Linked DNA regions of Homo sapiens: region 1 is linked to region 2. The links are chromatin loops, found by intact Hi-C in ENCODE. Cell type or tissue: mammary epithelial cell. All regions are shown on one strand. Each heading gives the region's core, and the rest is flanking DNA. Links, peaks and the distances in the headings are about the cores only. Region 1 holds the start of MLLT10 (MLLT10 histone lysine methyltransferase DOT1L cofactor). Region 2 has its middle 95 kb from the start of LINC02643.

Region 1 (10,056 bases), core at 3,348-8,347, 260 kb after region 2:
ACTCATTAGTAGTCTGTGTGTTATGAAGCACTGTTTCCCAAGGTAGATTTTAAAAAACCAATTAGAATTGATCTTTAATGGAATATTATATTTACACGTCATCATGAAAACATCATTTGACAGAGTTTTGAATTACAAGAAAGGAGTTAACAGATGATGCTCATAAATAGCATCTGTTTGAAAAGACCCCTTAAGAGTCAGTTAAAGGTAGTGATTGTTGTATTTTTGCATTTGAAATGCTGTAGAAGTTGCTTGCATTTTAACACTTTCATTTTGCGGGTCTTCTTTCTAAACTTGCATTTCCTCATGGAAATCATTCAGTTATTTCGAGATATAGGGAGAAATTCTTATGTAAGATATCATTTGAGGCGTAACTATGGAAAGGTTTGAACAGAAAAAAAAATCGCTGTTGAAAATCAAGTATTTTCAATCTATTCATTCGTTCCACACTCATCCTCCCACAGTTCCCCCCATCAATTTACATTTTTTGTTTGTCTTTGAATATTTAGAATAGCTTTACATGATTATCTGTTATGTAGTTGATAGTAGAAGGTGAATCGTTTTACATCATTCACTGTTTCAGATATTTTTTGTTTCATTTAAAGTAAAAAGATTCTTAGGAGTCATGTATTCTTGTGAGAAAAACAACAAATGGATGGAAAAAGGGCATGAATGGGGGTGGGGATGGAGAGGGACAAGTAGCATTCCTGGTCAGTCTTTGTGATACCTTTCTTTAATTTTATGTCATTATATTTTCCACTTCTGCTTGCACCAACGATCATTGCTTTTTTAATTGGGGTAAAGTGCCACCATATAAAATTTACCTACCTTCTGGCTCTCAAGCGCCGCAGTAAAATAAGGCTGACAAAAAGTGATCCGAGGCTTGTGTGTTTAATTCGCCAGGAATGTTAAGCTTCATAAGATTCACCCTATGGGGTCATGTTGGTCCTTGGCACTGTTACTATACAGTTTCAAGAGGTAAATATGCACATTATAGATTTTAAAAATCTAAGATGTACTAGACCAACAGTTTATTAATCGAAGGAATAAAAAATGAATTTGTCAACCTCATTCTTTCTGGGACACAATGCACTTAATTAACATATTCTTGGGCTTGTTTCTGGATTTGGTAAGCAGTGGCCCCTTTTGGAGAGGAAAACATTTAAATCTTAAAAAGTGATCTTCTTTGGTCCAAATAGTATTTATAAATTCAGTTTAATTTCTTCTTTTTTTTCAGTCTAAGATATGTTGCATTTCTTTCAAGGTTCTCTTCCATTTCAAAAACTGATTTTCCTCTTTTCCACGTCCAGAATCTTTTCACTCAGATAATCTTATGTGGCCTATAAACAGACACCTAAATATGTCACTTTAATCACACTTTAATTATAACAGAGATGCAGATCTTCAGTGTCAGTAAAAAATGAGAACATGGACCTTACAATACACACTATATTGATGATACTCTGAAAAGTCAAAATATAACACCTTTCAGTATTGCTGCATCATGGAAAAAAATAGTTCAACTCTGAATCGTTAACGAGGTTTAGGTAACACCTAGAATGCCTAAAGGCATCTTTTAGATAGCATTTTTATATTGATAATTGCATGCTGTTTTACTCAAAAAATGTAAATACAGCCATTTGATATCAATTTTATAGCAAAAGAAATAGCTCCGAGGCCAAACACGATTAACCAAACCAAACCTTTCAAATATTAGACCTCGATTCTTAAAAAGATTTTTATTTAGATTACACAAAATTTAAATTTCAGAATTATCTACCAAACTTTCAGAAAATTAAAGTGTATCTAAAAACAATATTAATTATAATTGATTCTAAGTTGGAGATTGTTTTGTAATAAAATGATGACTGTTACATGAAAAGGTGGTAAACATTTGAGGGCTATTTAGAATAGTCAAGTCTAAACTACCTGGTAAATAAAAACTGATATTAATTTCAACTATTGAAAATCTTCAGATAAATCAATTCACCTGAAAATTTTTGTTAATCATTACTTACAAATATTAGTTCAATTGTACATACAAAATAAAATCTTGCTTTACTTTGAAGAATAAAGCTCAGAGTGTAATTAGCTTTTAAACACCAATTGAGGACATTAAACAAACATTTACTCTAGACCTACTATGTGCAAGACACTTGCTAGGTGTGATGGTGAGTAAAAAATAATCACCTAGTAAGATTAACAAGTTTCATTAAATAGATTTTTGAAAAAGCCATTAACAGAATCTCAATTCAAAACATAATTGCAAAGAATATTTTTATATGAAATTTCGAATAGTACTCCATGATATAGGTGCCATGGTGGTTTTGTATCTATAAAGACACGATACTCATTTATGGTGACATATTAATAACAAAGCTAGTTTCAGAAACACTTCAGTATTTTAATCATACTAGCATAAATATATGGCTCATAATAAACTTTTAATGAAAAAGGTAAAAACTCTTGGGTACCAAATGAGCAAAACAAAAAACAGAGATTCCTCTATGTAAAAGAGGATATATCTGAAAGTCTGCACAGATCATAAGAGAGTGTCTTTTTGAGTTTTTCAACTAATTTATTTAGAAAGAAGTTGATAGACTCCAATGAGGTTTAGCAGATGCAGGAATTCTAATTGCTTTTTGCTTAAAAAACTTAGTCGAAGAGCCAATATAGAATTTTACACACTATGGAAGTCAAGAATCTGAGTTCAGGAAAGTGTATCTAGTCTCAGCATTATAGAAGTATACCTCACATGGATGTAGAAATAGACCTCAGTTTCTATACCCCATTGTAGAAATTTATATATACCTTGACAATGGGTACAATAGACTAAATATAATATGCGCAAACAGAAGGCAAATAAAACTTTAATTTACAAAGGAGATAAATATGAATAGTACTAACCTCTGAAATGAATATGGTTTTAAATATTTCTTTCATAATATCTACTTATGTAAATAATTATGGAAAAGCAAATACAGAAATTTGGTGCCTACCTTAAAGAATAAAGAAAATTATTGGAAGATATATTACCCATAGAGCGAAAATACATCTTCCCATTATAGTAGGGTTAGAGGTTACATCATAAAATACTTTACTTGAGTTTTTTGTGGTTTGCCTCAGATGATTAGTTTGGAGAAACAGATGAGCTAGTACTGAGTTAGCTGCTGTTATGTGAAGCAATGTTTAGAGACAACAGGGTTTCATTTTATTCTAGAGGTACTACATACACTTTTTTGAAGGATATTTTGAGAATATAAAATAAAAATTTAGGGTAACATTTTACAGTTGAAATTGTTCTTTTTCACAAAGTTATTTTATAACTCCTATGGTAATTTATTTTTATATTGCTATGTATTTTAAAAAGCATACTTGAACTTTAACAATTCTGCCAATGTAATTACAAGTTTTATCCATTTTGAGGTAGGAAAATTAGCATATTCAGCCAATTGTTACATATATGACTATATATATATATATATATATATATATATATATATGTCTCACAAAGGACAAATACAACTTTCTCACTGCTATATTCCCCATATCCAAAACAGTCCCCAGTACACAGTAAATGTTGAATAAATATTTACTGAATGAATAATTAATTGTGTATTTGAACTGTTTTACTGTTTTATACTGTCTGCTTTTCTTCCTTTTCACTTAACATTTTATAGAAATATACAAAATATTATACTTCAGATATACAAGAAAAAGTTTGATATCTGGTACAAGTTAAAATGAAAATGAGTTATTTACACTCATGTTTTTTCTTATAATTTTCATACTCAACATATGTTAAAATCAGTTTTAAATAATTTGAATTATATTTTGTGAACACTTATGTATACATCTTTAACAAAATTTGTTTCAGATACTATTGTTTATATACAGGCTGTTATGAAATAATACATTTTCCCTATTTTTAAAAATTTCTGAAACCTCTTACAAATGATACATTTTTTTTGTTTTGTTTAGGAAATAGCAAGTGTTTACTTACATTTGTTTTAAGTGTTAAAGAATAGGGCAAGGTACCCATCCTTCTTTACATACAAATTAATTCCTTCACAAGAACTAAGCTCCAATGCATTAAAAATAAAACAAATGTGTTTTTAAATAATTTAATGCATTAAGGCTTGGCTGCAGTGTTTGGGAGGGGAAGTTTCACACTGATTTTTAACTCAGAATTGCTCTATAGTAAGAGTCTGAACAGGACTTGGATATTGAGCTGGTATCCTTTGTATAAGGGTGAAGATAAAATATATGGTTAAGATACACAAGACAGTATAGTTTTGTTTGAAGCCCGTTTTAGTTTCATAAATTTTTAAGGTAGTTAAAAAATATAATTATTATATATCCAGAAATGTATTAATTGTTGTCACATCCCAAAAAAGAATTCATATTATGTAGTCTTGTAGTCACCTTTTCTAAATGCACTATGTGAATTCTCATTGTTTTAGTGTATATTTTAATTGCCATTACTTTGTATATCTCAGCTTTTAAAACATCTGAATTTGCTATATATGCTCTCATTGTGCTGTATACCTATTATCACTCTTACACAGATTTCTAGCAATTAATTTGAAATAGAAAAACAGCCATGATACCTTTTCTAACCCCCCTTTATCAGAAGAACATTTAGAAGGCTTTTAAAGCCCAAACCATTATATTATCTTTTGGCGACCGACTAGGAGAACTTGGGTTCTCTATGCTTTAGCACTGTGAAAGTGCATCTTCCAGATCAGCACATTTATAATGCGAATTGCTGATAAAGAACCATTTTGTACCTGCAAGGTATTAATCAAAAGTCATGAATTCGCCTTTTAACTGGGCTTGTCATTTAAACAATCTATGCATAATTCTGATTTCATGCGAAACTTTTCTAATTAGACATTTTTTGCTTAAACATCAATATTGGGCTTTACGGATGCATAAGGAATAGGCAGACAGTGGAAGATTTTAGTTTAAAAGTGCTCAGCATCCAGCTAATTAATCTATGCAGATAGGCCTAATCCATTTTCCATTTGTTTGTGAGGTGGGAGCTCTCATCTTTCTGCCACTTTTAAATGACCTCACATTTCCAAGTATAAATTTGGAGAAAAGACCCGGATCAGAGGAATCCTCCATCAAAACTGGACGCCACTGTCTGATGGCGTTAATTATGTTTTAGCGACTGACTAGGAGGGCTAGAGTTCCTTCTTCCTTTTGGTGTAATACAACTGCATTTTCCGGATCATCGTATTATATTGCTAATTCCGGATAAACCACCATTTGTCCTGCACACCGAGCTGAGGGGCGCCTTGGCGTTCCCTCTCCGAGTGCAGCCCTAACACAGGCTTTTGACCTTCAGCCTGGAATACACTTTCGTTTGTCATTGGGGCCCACGTAGTGCGAAAATGGGCGGCAGATTTGGTAGGACTTCCAGCGGGTGAACTTTGGGAAGAGTCCAGGACGTGAATTTAATGGGTGGAGTGGCTGCGGCAGCACTGTGAAGTTAGCGCGGCCAACTGCAGGAAGCCATGCTTCATTACACCCTTCATGGAAGCTGGCACACTCGCCCCACCCTCGTTTTCCACGGGCCAGTCTTGGAGGAAAAGGCCAGCAGGTAGGTTCCCAGGGCACGGAGATGATGCCCCCGGGGACTCCCCTCTGGCGATTCTGAGAAAACCCCTTCCCAGCCCTGGGCGTCCACCTCCCCCGCCACCTCCCAGGCCTCTTCCCGACGCTCACACGCGGCCCGCGCCACCAGCGCTGCAGAGGGCGGCCCTAACGTCCCCGCCCCCGCGTGCGCGCCCCCGCGCCCGTTCATTCCGGCCTCCGCGCGCCGCCGGCTCCCCTCGCGCCCACCCCCAGCACACCTCGGCGGCGGCGAGCGGCGCGGGGGAGGGGGACGGGGCCCCGGAGGTAGGCCGGGGGCAGCCAACAGGCCGCGGCAGCGCGCACGCAGGGCTAGCCTCGCCCAGGCCTCCTCCCTCACGCCGGCCGCAGGACGGGCGCGCACGCCAAGTGACGCTCCGAGGAGGAAGCGCAGCCCCCTTCCCCTCCCTCGCTGCCCCTGGCCCAGCGGGAGCCCCCCCTCCCCCCAGTGCGCCTGTGCGGAGGCCCTCTTGATTATGTGTGCCCTCTCCGGGCGCCCGCGTTAGCGGCCGGGTGGAGGTGGGGAGGGAAGACGCTGAGGAGGAGGAGGAGGCGGAGGAGGCGGTGGAGGGGAGGTGGGGGGAATCAGCAAGGACATGGCTCCTGACTCCTGTGCGGAACGTGAGTGACTGAGCGGCAAAGCCCGAGTGAGCGAGCGGTGGGCTGCCGGGCCGGGCGGGGGGCGCCGGGGCGGGCTCGGGGGGCTGTGTGGGGGGGAAGCACTAATCGGCTTGCATGTGTTTTTTAATGGTCCCCCCAACTCCCTCTTAGATGGTCTCTAGCGACCGGCCCGTGTCACTGGAGGACGAGGTCTCCCATAGTATGAAGGAGATGATTGGAGGCTGTTGCGTTTGCTCAGACGAGAGAGGCTGGGCCGAGAACCCGCTGGTTTATTGCGACGGGCACGGCTGCAGCGTCGCGGTGCATCAAGGTAAACACCCAACCGCCCGCCGGGGCGCGCCGGCCTGCGCCCAACGGTCACCGCCGCCCCCACCTGGGCCGCAACCGCCGGCGCCCCCGCCCCGTGCCGCGGCCGCGGGAGGGACGCGGAGGGTCCGCGGCGGGGCGCGGGGGGTGTGGGCCGCGCATGTGGGAGAAAGTGCGTGTGGCCCGGACTGTCATGTGATTCCGCTCTCACTCTCTCAAGTGTCATTCGGCCGCCGCCTGCGCCTGGGGCCGGGGTCTGCTGACTCGGCGGGGCGGGGCGGGGCAGGGCGGCGGCCGCGCCCTCGAGATCTGGGCCGGGGTGGGGGCGGGGGCGGGGGCGGGGGCGGTGCGCGCCCTTCCCGGGGTTCCCGGGGCCACGGGGGTGGGTTTGGGAGAGTGGAGCGCCCTCTTCTCCCCTGGCCTGCAGCCGCCTGTCTGCCGCAGTGTTTGGAGACTTCCTGTGGCGTGGAGACGGGCTCGGGAACGCGGCGCCAGTGTGGGGAGGCTGGGGGTCGCCTTGCCTCTTTAGATGGGGAGGGATGCGGGGCCCGTTGCACCCCGAGCCAGAAGGCTCGGGCCCTGCCGCCGCCGCCCGGTAGCTGTCTGCGGAGGAGATGGCGGAGTCCGTTGCTGACCATGCGGGAGTGGCGGGGCTGCTGCAGCGCCTGTGGGGTGGCCGCGGCAGGCCACCACCAGCCTAGGTGGCTGAAGAGGTGGCGGTGCCAAGTCACTTTTGGGGAGCCTCTTAGTTTATTTCTGGTTGTTAACAATTGATGAGGTTTTTGGATATACAAGAAGGCCGAGGACACTAGTAAGATACTTTTCTGGCCTTTGAAGTGGCCGACTTTTCCCCATTTCACGTGGTAAGGAATCCAGGACAAAACAGTCTATATTCTTTTTTGGTGGCTCCATGTCCCTTCGCATTTCTGAATCTGGCATTAAGCGATGCATATGTTTTTAGTAGTCTGTTGGAAAGGACTACCACCAAAAGGGAGACGAAAATTTGAACATCTGCTAAAGTGCATTTTGTAGAGAAACGAATGTCACACTTGGAAAGGGAGACTTTAGAAGCAGTGGTGATGATTCTGAGGTAGTGTACTTACTCTGAGAATGCTGTTTATTCCCAGACTTTTATTTTTTTACTTTTTATTTTGTTGAGACGGAGTCTTGCTCTGTCACCCAGGCTGTAGTGCAGTGGTGCCATCTCAGCTTACTGCAACCTCTGCCTCCTGGGTTCAAGCGATTGATTCTCCTGCCTCAGCTTCTTGAGTAGCTGGGATAACAAGCACACCCTAGCACACCGGCTAATTTGTATTTTTTAGTAGAGACGGGGTTTCGCCATGTTGGCCAGGCTGGTCTCAAATTCCTGACCTCAGGTGATCCTCTTGCCTCGGCCTCCCAAAGTGCTGGGATTACCGGCGTCAGCCACTGCGCCTGGCCCTAGACTTTTAAAGAAGAGCCAAGTTGCATGTCTTGCTTTTTTAGGGAGTGAATACAATGCGTGTCAAACCAGATACTGATTTTAAGGTCATCCCATGTTCATTGGCATTTTGAAGGCCAATGAATTTCTTATGAATTGGAATTTCTTATGAATTGGATGATAAACTATCAAAATTTGATAATTTCTATGTCCCAATATAGAAAATTTTTATTCAAATCTTAAATTTTCCTTCCTAGAAGTACACCTGAATAAAGTTTTTGGGCAATGATGCTGTGTTTTGGACACCTATGCTGTGTTTTTTGACGGATAGAGCATTTATAGTGAGACACATTTTACAAATTCTGTTTTTTTGAGACAGGGTCTCACTTTGTGGCTCAGGCTGGCATGCAGGGTGCTATTACAGCTCACTGCAGCCTTGACCTTCCAAGCCATCTTCCCACTTCAGCCTTCCCAGTAGCTGGGACCACAGGCCTGGACAACCATGTCGGGCTAATTTTGTATTTTTGGTAGAGGTGGGATTTCACCAGGTTGCCCAGGTTGGTCTTGACTTTTTTTTTTTTGAGACAGAGTTTTGCTCTTGTTGCTCAGGCTGGAGTGCAATGGTGCCATCTCGGCTCACCGCAACCTCTGCATCCAGGTTCAAGTGATTCTCCTACCTCAGCCTCCCGAGTAGCTGGGATTGCAGGCATGGACCACCATGCCCTGCTAATTTTTGTATTTTTTTTAGTAGAGATGGGGTTTCTCCATGTTGGTCAGGCTGGTCTTGAACCCCTGACCCCAGGGTGATCTGCCTGCCTTGGCCTTCCAAACTGCTGGGATTACAGGTGTGAGTCATTGCACCTGGCCTGGTCTCGAACTTTTGAGCTCAAGGGATCTGCCCGCCTTAGCCTCATAAAGTGCTGGGATTACAGGCATGAGCTGCCTTGCCTGGTCCTACAAATGTTTAACTGGAAGTGGAAGTTTAGCTTTTGGAGTTTTAAAAAGTTATACTGAATTTATATTCTGCTGTGATTGTACAGTGGGTAGTACTCTGTTTTGTGAATTTATATTCTTTCTTTCTTTATATATTTTTTTGAGGCGGAGACTCCCTCTGTCGCCCAGGCTGGAATGCAGTGGGGCAATCTCGGCTCACTGCAGCCTCTACCTCCCGGGTTCATGTGATTCTCCTGCCTCAGCCTCCTGAGTAGCTGGGACTACAGGCACTACCACCACACCTGGCTAATTTCTTTTTTTCTTTTTTGAGATGGAGTTTTGCTCTTCTTGTCCAGGCTGGAGTGCAGTGGCGTGATCTCGGCTCAGTGAAACCTTCGCCACCCAAGTTCAAGTGATTCTCCTGCCTCAGCCTCCCAAGTAGCTGGGGTTACAGGCACCTGCCACCATGCCCAGCTAATTTTTAAAAAAATTTTTAGTAGAGATGGGGTTTCACCATCTTGGCCAGGCTGGTCTGGAACTCCTGACCTCAGGTGATCCTCCTGCCTCGGCCTGCCAAAGTGCTGGGATTACAGGCATGAGCCACCGCGTCCGACCTGAATTTATATTCTTTAAATGCTTTCCAATATTTAAGATATTTTCATATTTCTGCCTAGCAAGCTCATGCAGAAGTCTACTTGGTTATTAGTGTTTTTAGAGTTTTAGAAAATTTTCAGTTTTGAGCTAATTATTAACTTTAAAAACCAATTTTAAAACAAGACTGTGATTAGATATGTGATGTATAATTAAATCATTTGGAGCATTCACATCATTATGTATTTAGAAATAAACATACCTTTTTTTTTTTGAGATAGGGTCTCCCTCTGTTGCCCAGGCTGGAGCACAGTGGTGTGATTATGGCTCACTGCAGCCTTGACTTCCCAGGCTCAAGTCAGCCTCCTGAGTAGCTGGGACTGTAGGCACATGCCACCGTGCCCAGCTAATTTTTTTTTTTTTTTTTTTTTAAATTTGAGACGGAGTTTCACTCTTATTGCCCAGGCTGGAGTGCAATGGTGCGATCTTACCTCACTGCAACCTCTGCCTCCCAGGTTCAAGCGATTCTCCTGCCGCAGCCTCCT
Region 2 (10,056 bases), core at 3,301-8,300:
GTCCCTTGAAGCCAGGATCATGCTGGCCATCTCTCTTCTTGGATGTACAGAATAGACAAGGCTCCTTCTTACTCTGCCACCCCGCCCCAACCAAAACAAACAAACAAAAATCTAGGTACAGGAAAGAGGAAATGTGACTTGGCAGCTGCTCACCAAAGACAACTGGAGTCATCTACTTGATTGGAGGTTCCACATGATGAAATTGGACAGCCACAGGGTTGGGAGCTTGTGGGCCCTCGGAGGAGGTTAATAGAAGGGCAGTTTGTGGGGAGGTGAGAGTTCCCTCTCGCCCCTCTCATATCTGCTCTAAACCAACCACATCTAAGACACTATTTATACCTTTGAGCACCAACCTGTAAAATTTCAACAGGAGGAAGGATCCCAAGCAGCAGATTTCTCCCTTGGAGAGCTGGTCTCCAAGAGAAAGAGGGAATTGAGCTTCAGGGAAATAGATTTCATTTCTGTATAAGAATAAATTTCCTAATAGTCCTGGAGGGAGCGGGACAGAGGGTATTCCAAGTCTAGGGGACTTCCTCCCACTGAAGCTAGACAGAGGGGCTAAGCATCACAGGGCTGGTAGAACTGACCAGCCTTTGGGCTGAGATCCAATTTGTGAGGCTGTGGTTTCCAGTTCAGTTGACACTGAGGAAGTGGACAGTCCCTCCCTATCTACACCCTACAGCCTCTGCCAAGTGTTGCTCTGTGGACCAGCCATGAGGATTCTCCAGGGAAACACAAGAAAGACCGCCTGGCAGAGAGCAGCACATCCCTTAAGATGCAGCTTCTAGTCCTGCCCTCAGGGGCTCAGACCCAGGAACCAGGGAGTTGCTAAGTGCTCTGCCCAGCTGAGGGGTGGATCTCACTGTCTGGGACCAAAGGCTCCCAGGGTTCTCAGCTTATCTCTATACACAGATAATTTACCCTTGACCTTTCCTTACCAACACCCCTTCTCCTTCACCAGAATTTGCTTACCCCTGCAGCAGATGCTGTAAGTCCTGCTCACATTCCCTCTGCCCACGCTAGCTCTGCCAGGCAGCCTCTAAGATGGCTCCAAGGAGACCCATCTTTCAATGTTCATGGCCCTTGTGATCTCCTTGAGTAACTTGCATCTGACCAATAGAATATGGCAATGCTGAGGGGATGTTACTTCCATGAGTAGGTTATAAAACATTCTAACTACCATTTTGTGAGAAGATTTTCTTGCTTTGAAAGCAAGGTGCCGGTTTAGAGAGGCCCAGTAACAAGAAAGTGAGGGCAAAATCCAGCCAACAGCCAAGAAGGAGCCCAGGTTCTCAGTCCAACATCCTTGCAGGAAATACAGTGGACCCTTAAACAATGCAGGAGTTATGGGTGATGGCCCCAGACAGAGTCAGAAAAATCCATGTATAACTTTTGACTTCCCAAAAGCTTAACTACTAATGTCCTGCTGTTGACAAGAAGCCTTACCAATCACATAGTCGATTAACACATATTTCCTATGTTCTATGCATTATACACTGCGTTTTATTTAGTTAGTTAGTATTATTTATCTATTTTTGAGACACAATTTCCCTCTGTTGCCCAGGCTGGAGTGCAATGGCATGATCTCAGCTCACTGCAACCTCCACTTCCCAGGCTCAAACAATTCTCGTGCCTCAGCCTCCCGAGTAGCTGGGATTACATGAATGCACCTCCACTCCTGGCTAATTTTTGCATTTTTAGTAGAGACAGGGTTTCATCATGTTGGCCAGCCTGGTCTCGAACCCCTGGCCTCAAGTGTTCCACCCGACTTGGCCTCCCAAAGTGCTGGGATTACAAGTTTGAGCCACCACACCCAGCCTATACACTATATTCTTACAATACAGTATGCTAGAGAAAAGAAAAATGTTATTTAAGAATCATAAGGAAAAAATATTTGCTTTTTTTAATTTAAATTATTAATATTAATTATTTTAAAATAAAATTTAAAAAGAAAATATATTGACTATTCATTGAGTGGAAGTGGATCATCATAAAGGTCTTCATCCTCATCATCTTCACATTGAGTAGGCTGAGGAGAAGGAAGAGGAGGAGGGGTTGGTTTTGCTGTCTCAGGGAAGGCAGAGGAGGAAGAAAGTCCATGTGTAAGTGGACCCATGAAGTTCACGCCTGTGTTGTTCAAGGGCTAACTGTAAATTCTGCCCACCACCATGCAAGTGAATTTAGAGGTGGATTCTTCCCCAGCTGAGCCTTCAGATGAGATGCCCACCCCACCCTGCTCAACAGCTTTATCGCGGCCTCATGAGCGACCCTGGAGCAGAGCATCTCTCAACTAAATCATGCCCAGGTCCTGACTCCCAGAAACTATAAGCTAATGAATGTGTGCTGTTTTAAGCCATTTTAAGCTTTTAATAAATACACTGGCTTTCTGCATCTCTCTTCCTATGGGCGTTTTCTGTCTCAGGCTTGACCCCAGCAGAAAACATTACCAGAGCAACCTTCAATCACTAGATTTGGACAAGTTTCCCCAGCTTCCAGACCTTAAGTGGGATGACTCCAAAATAGGGGTCTCCGAGAGTTCCTCTCACTGAGCCCGAGTGGTGCAGAGTGCCCACTCACGAAACCCACTTTGCAGGTTTTCCTCCTCTCTGTTTTTCGTGTCCTCACTCCTCCTAATATTTCCTGAGATCACCTCTGCAAAACCTACTTGCACCCATGTGTCTTGTTTGCTTTTGTAAAACCTGAACTAACATAGACTCATCACATTACCAGCTTTTTTTTTTTTTTTTTTTTGAGACAGAGTTTTGCTCTTGTTGCCAAGGCTGGAGTGCAATGACGGAATCTTGGCTCACCGCAACCTCTGCCTCCTGGGTTCAAGCAATTCTCCTGCCTCGGCCTCCCGAGTAGCTGGGATTACAGGCAAGTGCCACCACACCCAGCTAATTTTTTTTTTTTTTTTTTTTTTGTATTTTTAGTAGAGACGGGGTTTCTCCATATTGGTCAGGCTGGTCTTGAATTCCCGACCTCAGGCGATCTGCCTGCCTCAGCCTCCCAAAGTGCTGGGATTGGGATTACAGGAGTGAGCCACCACAGCCAGCCCTTTCTTTTTTTTTTTTTTTTTTTAAAGACAGAGCCTCACTCTGTTGCCCAGACTGAAGTGCAGTGGTGTGATCTCAACTCATTCTGACCTCCGCCTCCTAGGTTCAAGCGATTGTCATGCCTCAGCCTCCTGAGTAGATGAAACTACAGGTGTGCACAACCATGCCTGGCTAATTTTTTGTATTTTTAGTGGAGACAGCGTTCCACCATGTTGGGCAGGCTGGTCTCAAACTCCTGACCTCTAGTGATCTGCCCACCATAGCCTCCCAAAGAGCTGGGATTACAGGCGTGAGCCACCACGCCCAGCCCAACTTACCACCTTTCTGTGCTTATAAAAACCTAGAATTTTTCTTCTACATGTCCAGGCTCTGCTGTTGTGAGGTTAACCCACACCTTGGGCTTCATCCCACCACAACCCTCCACCCACCAACCCCTAGTGTAGCCCTGGTGTGGCTTTTCAAGTTCCTTGCCTTGAGACCCACACTTCCTATAATCTTCTACCCCTTCCTCACAGAAGCCTCTTCTCACCAAAACTGAGCCACAAGTAGAATATGGTAGTTTGTTGGTCAAAACTGATTGCCACTCGAGTATGATGGCTCATGCCTATAATCCCAGCCTTTGGGAGGCCGAGGTGGATGGATCTCTTGAGTTCAGAAGTTTGAGACCAGCCTGAGCAATATGTCAAAACCCCATCTCTACAAAAATATACAAAAATTAGCCAGAGGCCAGGAGTGATGACTCATGTCTGTAACCCTAGAGCTTTGGGAGGCCAAAGCAGGCAGATCACTTGAGGCCAAGAGTTCGAGACCAGCCCGGCCAACATGGGGAAACCCCATCTCTACTAAAAATATAAAAATTAGCCAACAGTGATGGCAGGCGCTGGTAATCCCAGCTACTTGTGAAGCTGAGGCATGAGAATCACGTGAACCTGAGAGGCGGAGGTTGCAGTGAGCCAAGATCATGCCAGTGTACTCCAGCCTGGGTGATAGAGTGAGACTGTCTCAAAAAAAAAAAAATTAGCCAGGTATAGTGGTGCACACTTGTAGTTCCAGCTACTTGGGAGGCTGAGGTAGAAGGTTCACTTGAGCCCAGGAGGTCAAGGCTGCAGTGAGTCATGATGACACTACTGTACTCCAGCCTGAGTCACAGAAGAAGACCCTGTCTCAAAAACAAAAACAAAAAAAAACACGATTGCTCATGCCTGCAGGTATATAGTCTGGAGCCAATGCACCAAATATTTCTTTCTTTTTTTTTTTTTTTTTTGAGACGGAGTCTCGCTCTGTCGCCCAGGCTGGAGTGCAGTGGCACAATCTCAGCTCACTGCAAACTCCACCTCCTAGGTTCAAGCGATTCTCCTGCCTCAGCTTTCCAAGTAGCTGGGATTACGAGTGCCCACCACCACTCCTGGCTAAATTTTGTATTTTTAGTAGAAACTGGGTTTCCCCCATGTTGGCCAGGCTGGTCTCGAACTCCTGACCTCAAGTGATCCACCCACTTTTGCCTCTCAAAGTGCTGGGATTACAGGCATAAGCCACTGTGCCTGGCCCAAAACTTAACCTTTCTAGGCTTCAGTTTCCACATTGGTCAAATGGAAATAGTGATAGGATCAATAACATGTATTGCTGTGTGGGTGCATGGGACAGAACATACAGTTAGTCATTGGTGCTACCCAGTGCTCAGAAATCATTATCTTCTGTTACTGTGACCAATTGTCATTCCCTGCCTCTTGCATTCTATTTCAGTCCCAGGTAATGATTCTTCTGACACAATGCTTTGGGCCTTTCCATGTTAACATAGTCTTCCAGGACTGTTTTTAACACCTTGTCCATTGGTTTTATGAAAGTCATTTTTTTCTTTCTTTCTTTCTTTTTTAAGAGACAAGGTGTCTTGCAGGTGTTAGGCAGGCTGGCCTCCAACTCTTGGGCTCAAGTAGTCCTCCTACCTCTTCTTGTTTGTAAACTGGGAGTAATTATAGCACCTACTTCATTGAGCTGTTGTCTATATTCAATGACAAAAGACCCCTTGAGGCTTCGCCTAGTTATCTGGAAAGCAGTAAGTGCTCAGTAAATTTTAGCTGCTACTATTACTACTAACAACATGTGAGGGATGATTGGGAAACGCCAGCACCACAGAACATTCTGGTTGACTGAACCAGAATATGTGGCCTCAAAGCATGCATGCAAAGATCTGATTTGAGCCGGGCATGGTGGTGCACACATGCAGTCCCAGCTACTCGGGAGCCTGAGGCGGGAGAATTGCTTGAGCCCAGGAGTTCAAGACCAGCCTGGCCACACAGCAAGACGCCGTCTCTACAGAATAAAAATAAAAACATGAGCTAGGTGTGGTGGCGTGCACCTATCATCCCAGCTACTCAGGAGGCTGAGGCAGGAGGATCACTTGAGCCCAGGACGTCGAGGCTTCAGTGAGCTATGATGGCACCACTGCACTCCAGGCTAGGTGACAGAGTAAAACCCTCACTCTAAAAAATGAAAAGTAAACTGGTGTGGGGCTGTTCTCAGTGATGAGGCCCTGGACCCATAACTGCTAGGGCTGGGAGGAGTTTGGAAATCTCTTCTGTGCAGTCATCATGGGTCAATGAGGGAGGCTTAGGCCAAGACCCACTTCCAACAGAGACTCTCCACCTTCAGCTGTTTACTGTATTAGGGGTCTATCGGAGCACTGATTTGAGGAAAGGATTCTGCCAAGAAGAATGCAGAAAGGAAGGGACAGAGGAAGAGAAGGAGTTTTAGAACCATTGAGAGTACAACCCCTTCCTTTTACAGATGTGGATTTGAGGCCCAGAGAAGTTCGGTGAGATCTGCCCCTGAGTTACATAGCCAGGGAGTTCTCTGCAGGGCCAAGGTTAGAATCAGGCCTCCTCACTCCCCGCAAGGCCTGTCCACCACACTGGCTGCTTCAAATCCAACGTTGCCTCCAGGGGGCGCTATACCCCTTGTATTGTATGTGCATGGCACCTCCCTGAGGCCCTGCACCTCCAGAATCTTAGCAATTAGATAGTTCATAGCCCCAGCGCCATGAAGAAAGATCACAGCTACAACAAGCATGTCTTATGTGTGTACTGTGCCTTACAGAGGCGGGCAGAATTTCTCTGTGTGGGCTGGATATTTACTATTTAGGCTCTACACATCATACCGTCTCTGTTGCATAGCCTCAACTCTGACATGGAAGAACAAAAGCAGCTATAGGCAGTAAGTAAACCAACCAGCCTGGCTGCATTCCAATAAAACTTTATTTATGGATGCCAAGATTTGAATTTCATATAATGTTCACATGTCACAAAAATAGCCATCTTTTTATTTTTTCAATTTTTTTTTTTTTTTTTTTTAGACAGTCTCCCTCTGCTCCCTCTGTTGCCTAGGGTGGAGTGCAGTGGCATGAGTAGCTCACTGTAACCTCTAACTTCTGGCCTCAAGCAATCCTCCCGCCTCAGCCTACTAAAGCACTGGGATTACAGGCCACCATGCCTGGCCTATTTTTTGTTTCAACACTTTAAAAATATAGGCCAGGCACAGTGGTTCATGCCTGTAATCTCAGCAGTTTGGGAGGCCAAGAAGGGCGGATCACTGGAGGTCATGAGTTCGAGACCAGCCTGGCCAACATGGCAAAACCTAAAAATACAAAAAATTAGCTGGGCATGGTGGCAGGCACCTGTAATCCCAGCTACTCAGGAGGCTGAGACATGAGAATCACTTGAACCTGGGAGGCAGAGGCTGCAGTGAGCCAAGATCGCATCATTGCACTCCAGTCTGGGTGACAGAGCCAGAATCCATATAAAAAAAAAAAAAAAAAGTAAAAACCATTCTTAGTTTGTGGGCTGTACAAAAACAAGCAGCAGGCTAAATGTGTCCCACGGGCCATCATTTGCTGCCACCTGGTTCATATGATTCATTGGTATTCTTGTCTCTCTTGAGCTTTGCAAGAGTTATAAAAGCTGACAAGGGAAGTATCAGATCTACTTCTTAGAAACAGAAATGGACCAAAACCCAGAGGTTAATTTTATACTTTATTGCCCAAACTCTAAAGCTTCTCTGCCGCTTAAGAGAAGCCAAAAAGTCCCCTAAAGACCCTAAAAAAAAGCCAGTTTTGAAATAATCTTCTGATTGAGGCTGCCTAGAACCCAAGTGGATCTTGCAGATTAGGGTCACCTGGGGTCTTTCCACGGTTCGTTCCAGTCCAAGCATAAATCCCCGTGATGCCCCTATAGCAAAATGGAACCAGCATGGGTTCCAGAACACATGGGCCGAAGTCACATGACCATCTCTTCCAGGGGTGCAATTCTCATTTCTACATGTGAAATGGATCACCCATATGCTCCCATACATACCCAACCAAAAAAAATCAAGCTGTTAAATGTATGAGTTTATACCACTGCCCTAGGCAGTAGAACAAAAGAATTGTAAGTCCCTTTAGGAGTTGGATTTCGGGCAAAGAGCAATGAATGGGGAGAAAGATTCTAGGCATGCCAGCCCAGAGAGATACAAAAGGCAGATAGGAAGGTGGGAGGTTGTATTGGGGGTGACTGAAAAAGACAGTGGCCTAGGAGGTGTGGATGGTGAACAGGGGTCCCCCAGAGTCAAGAAAGAGCCAAGACTTCATGTAAGGGGCATTGTAGGTATTTTTGGTTTTTCTTTTTCCTTTTTTTTTTTTTTTTTTTTGCCTATTGCCCAGGCTGGAGTGCAGTGGTGCAATCCTAGCTCACTGCTCACTGTAACCTCCACCTCCCAGGTTCAAGCGATTCTCCTGCCTCAGCCTCCCGAGTAGGTGGGATTACAGGCACACACCATCGCGCATGGCTAATTGTTGTATTTTTAGTAGAGACAGGGTCTCACCATGTTGGCCAGGCTGGTCTCAAACTCCTGACCTCAGGTGATCTGCCCACATCGTCTTCCCAAAGTGCTGTGATTACAGGCGTGAGCCACCTCACCCAGCCAAGCATTGTAGATTTTTTAAGGTGAGAAGTAACAGGAAGAAATGCATCTTAATCTGATGATATTGTATAGGATGGTAGAGAAATAGGCAGATATGTTCAAATATTTAGAAGACTGTTAGAGTATTCCAGGGATGAGCTAAAGGAGGCCCAACCCACAGAGTCATGGCAGAGGTCAAGCACAAATGCTCTTCCAAAGGAAAGACAAAATGCCTGGGATTCACCAGACCTGGAGGCCTGAGCTGTCAACAGGGATCTAGTGAATCCAGCCTGAGTGAGTGAACTACTTCCTCCTTTTATGAATAATCAGTTTGTCTGCACTGACTCTAATTAGTGTAAATATAGTGAGCTTCCAGCACAAAATACCAAGCATTCTGGCCCAGTGCAAGCCCTTGTTTTTTGGTTTTGGGGTTTTTTGTGTGTGTGTTTTTAGAGAGAAGGGATCTTGCTATATTGCCCAGGCTGGTCTCAAACTCCTTGCCTCAAGTAATCCTCCTGCCTCAGCCTCCCAACTCGCTGGGATTACAGGTACACACCACCACTCTCTGCTGCTTGTCTTTCCTTTTCTTTCTTTCTTTTTTTTTTTATAATTAATAGACATTTTTAGAGCCATTTTAGGTTGACATGAAATGGGGTAAAATGTGCAGAGTTCCCGCACAGCCCCTCCCCAAACACACATTCATCCTCCCCACCATCCACATCCTGACATCCCACACCAGTGTGGGACATTTGTTACCTACATAAACCTACGTTAACATATCACGATCACCTGGAGTCCATAGTTTACTTTGGGGGTTCTGTCTGTGTTGTGCATTCTATGGATTTGGAAAAATGCATAATGATGCACATCCCCCATTTAAAGGAACCTACAGGATAATTTCACTGCCCTAAAAGTCCTCTGTCCTCCCCCTTCTCATCCCTCCGTCCCTTCAAGCCCCTAGTCACCAACAGTCTTCTTACTGTATCCATAGTTTTGCCTTTTCCAGAATGTCATGTAACTTTTCCTTTTGAAAAATAAATTCCTTTCTTTTTAAGTAATACACGTGAAGGTACAACAAACAAAAGATGCAATTGTTTTAAAAGTTTCCCTCCTTCTGTCCCACAACCATTCCTCCAGCCTACCAATTTCTTCCCATTCCTATAGATGCAAGTGTGGGATTTGTGCGTATGTGAGACTTTTGAAGGGAGAGGTTGAAAATGAGGTGCTAGCAAGACAGTTAGCCAAAGAGATCAGTAAACATCTGCAACAATGGAAGAGGAATTCCAGTGACAGGTCAGAAGTGAATATGTAGATTTAGGAGCCTCTGCCCAGCCGGTGACTGCTGTGAATGGATGAGCTCTCTGCGGGGGTAGAGAGCAGCAATCCAGGCCTTGGGGAATTCCTTCATTACAAATATTTATTAGTACCTACAATGCAAGAGGCTCCGTAGGGAGCACAAACCTAAGGAAAGGTGCAAACAAACAAAACCAAGCTTTGGTCACAGAGGCAAAAGGGAGGGACGGCTACCATAGTGTCAGGGAATGATGCCAAGGAAAGAGCTCCCAGGAAGGACGAAGTCATACCTTTGCCACCAGATCAAGAAGTTAAGGCCAAAGGCAGGGGGGAAAAAAAAGAAGAAGAAGCAAAAAGAAGCATTGATGACAGAAAGTTCAGCTGGAGCCTGAGGAACAAAGCCATATATTGAATTAATAGGGACTGTGCAGTGAGGAACTAGAGGCTGAAGAAAGACCATTTTACAACAGGTCATATTGTCAGAGGCGTGTGAACCTCTGAGCAACTCCATGTTGAATAGGAGCTGGGTAAAATGAGGCTGAGACCTACTGGGCTGCATTCCCAGACAGTTAAGGCATTCTAAGTCACAGGATGACATAAAGGGTCACCACAAGATACAGGTCATAAAGATATTGCTGATTAAAAAAAGGTTGCAATAGGCAGGGCGCAGTGGCTCACGCCTGTAATCCCAGCACTTTGGGAGGCCGAGGCAGGCAGATCACCTGAGGTTAAGAGTTCGAGACCAGCCTGGCCAACATGGTGAAACCCCTTCTCTACT

Evidence for each region. Hi-C counts contacts between places; a loop is a spot of excess contacts. Peaks named below come from ENCODE experiments on the same cell type or tissue, not always from the same donor. Only the 100,000 strongest peaks of a DNase experiment are listed, where the experiment ranks them.
Region 1: it touches region 2 in a loop (10-fold over the local background); 9 of 110 quality-filtered maps call a loop at or near these places.

Annotation. Positions count from the first base shown.
Region 1 is chr10:21,528,234-21,538,289 of GRCh38, forward strand. MLLT10 (MLLT10 histone lysine methyltransferase DOT1L cofactor) reads left to right here and starts at 5,999. Exons shown (of 23, transcript NM_001195626.3): 1 at 5,999-6,287; 2 at 6,412-6,571. The coding sequence starts at 6,412. RefSeq lists enhancers at 705-1,348, 5,568-6,281, 6,997-7,709, 7,973-8,486 and silencers at 5,647-6,176, 6,187-6,256, 6,367-6,706, 6,847-6,936. In mammary epithelial cell, for the core only: a CTCF peak has its summit at 5,525; a DNase peak (open chromatin) is centred at 5,858; H3K4me3 peaks cover 2,584 bases; H3K27ac peaks cover 2,218 bases.
Region 2 is chr10:21,272,907-21,282,962 of GRCh38, forward strand. It overlaps a transcript of NEBL not described here. Among named protein-coding and RNA genes, the nearest start is that of LINC02643, 95 kb to the right of the region's middle. RefSeq lists enhancers at 5,967-6,086, 8,913-9,591, 9,592-10,056. In mammary epithelial cell, for the core only: a CTCF peak has its summit at 5,995 (motif pointing right); a DNase peak (open chromatin) is centred at 6,025.